2 separate regions of the Homo sapiens genome follow, and region 1 is linked to region 2. A link is an interaction called in ENCODE POLR2A ChIA-PET data of the cell type or tissue named here. Cell type or tissue: OCI-LY7. All regions are shown on one strand.

Region 1 (2,500 bases), 490 kb before region 2:
CATTTGCTGTTTGTTCATTTGGTGATAGCGCAACACTTAAAAAAATATTTTAAGCCGCTTCTGAAGTAATCACTTCAGTGACTTTTAATGGAGGAGTATTTGTTATGGGAAATTCACTTCACAAAGTTTTAACATTAATTCACTTGAAGTAAACGTGCTATTTTTAAATTTTCATCTCAATCTTTTAAGTAAGACGAAAGCTTAGGAAATCACTTTTATTATTGATATTGTGTGTGACTTCAGAGTTTGTAAAGAGAATTGTAGAAGTGTTGCATGCATATGACAATTTTCTGCTTAATTGAAATGTGAGGCCTCTGCCATACTACAAGGATTTAGCTTCCAGAAAATGTAATATTAACATAGCTTAAGAAATGTATTTTTTTTTTTCTGTAGAAACCGTTGGGTTAAACAAACAGTTCAGAAGTTTTATTACATGGAACCCATTAGTTCTTAATCTTGTTACCTTTTTCTTCATTTTTTCTGTTAAACTTGATTTTCACAGTCAGCATTGAAGAATTCATCTTGTGGCCTGAATTCATTAAGAAAAGATGTTAGGATTTGTTCTGAAGATAGTGACTTAGGAAATTTGTGAGACTGGGGTCAGTCAGTTCTGTTTTACAATTGCTTTCTATTTGGTAGCTTTGAAATTAATTTAGTTGCTTATCAGAGAGAATAATGTTGAGGTTAGACTAACCTTAAATTGGTAAGGCTTTGCTGAGCAAACTGATAACTGTAAGTCTTTTATAGGGTGCATTACTGCCACATATACGTTCTTCCATAGGTGGTTAAAAGTATATTGGTCTGTGTTTGGTGATTCTCTTTGTACATATTGAGTATATGCATTCACTAATGTAAAATAATTTGCCAAGAAAGGTGAAATTAGTATATTGTACTTGACTATTCACCTTTCCCTTAGTTTTTTGAATTTTTTTCATTGGTTGCAGAGGAAGTATTAGCAATTTAATTCTTTTAAAATAATTTGCACTGGAATAAATAAGTATCGGCAAATATAAGAAGAGTAACATAATTTAAGGGTGAATTAATTTTATTTGGGAAGTTTTAGTTCTGTATAGTTAAGGCAGATTCTTCATTTGCAACAGTTGACATTGGGACATGTGTGAACATCTTCAAGGTATTAGGACATCTTCAAGGCATTACTTTTTGGCAGTGTTGAGAATTTTTTTTTTTTTTTTTTTTTTTTTGAGATGGAATCTCGCTCTATCGCCCAGTCTGGGGTGCAGTGGCAGGATCTCGGCTCACTGGAACCTCTGCCTCCCAGGTTCAGGCGATTCTCCTGCCTGAACCTCCCAAGCAGCTGGGATTATAGGTGCATGCCACCACGCCCAGATAGTTTTTGTACTTTTAGTAGAGATGGGGTTTTACCACCTTGGCCAGGCTGGTCTCAAACTCCAGACCTCAAGTGATCCGCCTGCCTCGGCCTCCCAAAATGCTGGGATTACAGGCGTGAGCCACTGCGCCTGGCCAGTGTTGAGAATATTGAGAGATGGATATTGTAGCTGTACCTGCCATCAAAAGAATTTTCTTGACCTCCACATAGTGTGAAAAAGAAGACTGTTTACACATTATATTTTAAGTAATTATACACATAATTATTATCAGTACTCACCACTTCAAATATGAACAGTGAATCTAACCAGTGTTTGATTTCTCTGTGTGTGTATGTGTATACAAAGTTAGCAAACCTTTTATCTTAATATTTATTAAAAAACGAATTTTTGTTTCTTTAAAGAAAAGACTACCTTAGAGAATATTGTTCTATAGTTTTTAAATATGGTCAGATCTATTTTAAATTATGTTAAAATTTTGAGTATTACGTTTATCTATACTTTTAAGCATATATACATTGTTTCATTTTAGATTTTAGGGAGGCAGTGTGGGCTCTGGAGCCAGACTGCTTGTTTTGTAATCCTGGATCTTCCATTTAGTAGCTGGATGACTTTGAGTAGGTTATTTAGATTTTCTCAATCTATTTTATCTGTAAAATGGGGATGATAATGGAACCTACCGCATACGTTTATCTTGAATAGTAAGTGAGATAATAATAAGTAATTTCATTTAGCATAGTACCTGCCACATTGTAAATACTTAAATGGTAGCTACTGCTCTGAAAAACTGTAATTTCAGGTTATGTATGTAGGGAAATTATTTGTATTTTCATTTATGGTGTATGATTGTAACTGAATTTCCTCAGTTTGGGCCATGTTAGGATTTTGTTTCAAGTTATAAGTGTTTTTAAAAATAAGGGTATTCCTTTAGGAAGTCTGGGTATGACATGTCTGTGATTTTGCTGGTTCATCACAAATGGGAAATAAATCTCTGCTAACTCAAACTGTTGACCAAAGTAAAATTAATTATGCCAATCAAAAACTATTTGCTTTAAAATATAAAAGGCAAAAACTTCCTATTAGCATAATGAAGTAGAATTTTTAAACTTTGTTATAATCTTAAATTTTCTTTAGTGTTGAAGATAGGTCAACTT
Region 2 (2,500 bases):
GAGACATTAGTTGGTGATTTTATCAAGCCAGACTTCTAACTAATGGCTTGGTGAAGCCATTACTGTCCCATAAAACACTGTAACAGATTGACAGGACAATTCAAGAGTTTTAGTCATTTTACATCCTTAACGGTTATTCCACAAAAAGCAGCATTCTCAGGGATCACTGCAGTCCTACAAATGAGAATACACTTTCTTCACCTTTTTGCCTAAAAGGAATCAGTTATGTTTTTCTTACAATTCAAATCTAATTTTTATAACTATCTTCAACAAAAAGGGTGGAGTGTAGATTCACCACATTCTAGTGAAGCTCTCATAAAACATTTTACCCGTTACATTGTTTATAAAGTAAATTTACCATTTTTCCCCAGATAAAATGTAAATAAACAATAAAATTATATTGAAATGAAGGATTTTCATAACATAGTAAAATTCTCCTTTAATTTCTAGCCGAGGGAGTGGAAGAGCAGCACTTATCAAATTAAAAAAAAATACCCAAACCAAACAAACAAAAACAAACTTCACCAAGAAACAAATGAGAGATACATGTGCATATAGATGCATCCATATTAAAGCAATAGAACTTGGGCCATTTTGAAATCTTAAACCTTCTGACACTATTTTCATGAACTCAGTAATATAAACCATGTGGTGAATGAAATTCTGAAAAACTTTGCTGGTTTCACTGTGTATTTTATTACTGGCCAAATGTGACATTAAATTTTATCCCCTGTGGCTTGGAGTTAAATGCTTGCTCTGTTCAGAATGGCAACACTCAATTAAACAGCATTTTTCATGATCTACACCCACCATTGTTGCTGTATTTAAGGGAAATAATAGGGGTACTGACCTATATTGCGCTTCTTATTATCAATGGAGACGAAGCGTATGCAGGGATTACTGGTGATGTACTGCCCAGCCCAAGGGACATCAATCTTCGTACCAGCTTCATAAAAGAGGCCCAGAGCATATCGAGAGGAGTAGCTCACAGCCTCCAGTTGCTGCCTTTGGCATTCACTAATTACTGTGGAAGAAAAAATAAAAGGCATCAAACTTAAAAATACCATCTTTCCTTTTAGCACATCAAATATAAAATTCCTTTAAACCAGTTACAACAGCTTCCACCAACTCCATCTCACTTACAATGAATTTTGAAAGGTAATGTAAAATAGCACCAGCTCTAATTTCTTTTTGGAATAATTATTAACTTTGGCAAATTGTTTTTATCAAGCTGAAGGTCCACATTCTTTGGAATGGCGTTCAAGGTTCTCAAAATCTGGCTCCAAATTGCTTTTCTAGTCTGGTATCCCAGTCCTTGGACTGTCTGGCCACATTATAGATTCCATACACTGACCCCTTACTACAAGTTAGGGTATTTGCTATATACTTGACATAAGCATTTCACTCTATCATAACAACAGTTTTGAAAGGTAGAGTATTATTTCCAAGTTACAGATGAGGAGGCTGATGCTCCATCTGTTATGACCTCTTAAATTATTCCATGGATACAAGGGGGGAATAACACACACTGGGGTCTGTTGGGGATGGGGGCATTGGGGAGGGACAGCATCAGGATGAAGAGCTAATGGATGCTGGGCTTAATACCTAGGGGATGGGATGATCTGTGCAGCAAACCACCATGGCACATGATTACCTATGTAACAAACCTGAGCATCCTGCACATGTACACCTGAACTTAAAAGTTGCAGAACACAAACAAAAACTGCTACACACACACACATACACACATGCACACAAATTCTTCCATGTCATAGAGTGATTTGTTTGCCTGTCATTTTTCTGCCAGTGGATTATGGGCAGAAAGATGCCAATAATTAAGTCCCTCTACTTAAGCAGAGGGACCACACCTTAGTCATCTTTGTTTATAGGTCCCTACCCTACTCATTACAAGCACACCAAAGATGAAACTTTAAAGGGATAGAAAGGCAAACACAGACATGCAAAGAAATAATGTCTGTGTCAACTTCTTCACAAAAGAAGTTGAAATGTAGGAGGTAAATAATAGGAAAAGCCTGGAAAAGGAATTGAGCAGGTTTAGGTTCAAATCCTGACTCTCCACTTACCAGATATGTGACACTGGTCAAACTACTTAATTGCTCTGATTATAGTTCTCTTGTCTATACTGGCAATAATAGTACAGAATGCATTAGTCTGTTGTGAGGATTATATGAAATAATGCATAGCACAGTGCTTGGCATATAATAAGTGTTCATTAAATAGTAACTTTTTCTACTATAGATAGAAAAAATATTTAGGAAAATGGGACAAGAAAAAATACTTAGGAAAATGGGACAGTGTTCCATCTTGAGGTGGGGAAAGAAGACATTTCTTCTACTTTTTACTTTCTATCTCCAATACCCCTACCTTTAAGGTCTCAGGGAGCTGCTTGTTTATGTATGTACAACATTAATAGTTTGGGTTTCAGAGAAGGTCATAGTTCTGTTCTGCCTTAGGAAGGCTCATTCAGACATGGAACATA

Evidence for each region. ChIA-PET counts read pairs that join two places held together with the same protein. Peaks named below come from ENCODE experiments on the same cell type or tissue, not always from the same donor. Only the 100,000 strongest peaks of a DNase experiment are listed, where the experiment ranks them.
Region 1: POLR2A ChIA-PET joins it to region 2 with 7 read pairs; 5 of 35 experiments call an interaction of 5 or more read pairs at or near these places.

What each region holds. Positions count from the first base shown.
Region 1 is chr10:87,868,042-87,870,541 of GRCh38, forward strand. All of the region lies in intron 1 of PTEN (phosphatase and tensin homolog), which reads left to right. Among named protein-coding and RNA genes, the nearest start is that of PTEN, 5.7 kb to the left of the region's middle. In OCI-LY7, no CTCF peak of the experiment used is centred here; no DNase peak of the experiment used is centred here; H3K4me3 peaks cover 2,500 bases; H3K27ac peaks cover 1,578 bases.
Region 2 is chr10:88,361,702-88,364,201 of GRCh38, forward strand. RNLS (renalase, FAD dependent amine oxidase) reads right to left here. Exons shown (of 7, transcript NM_001031709.3): 5 at 851-1,024. The region is part of intron 1 of LOC101929727 (a long non-coding RNA gene); the gene reads left to right. Among named protein-coding and RNA genes, the nearest start is that of RNLS, 220 kb to the right of the region's middle. In OCI-LY7, no CTCF peak of the experiment used is centred here; no DNase peak of the experiment used is centred here.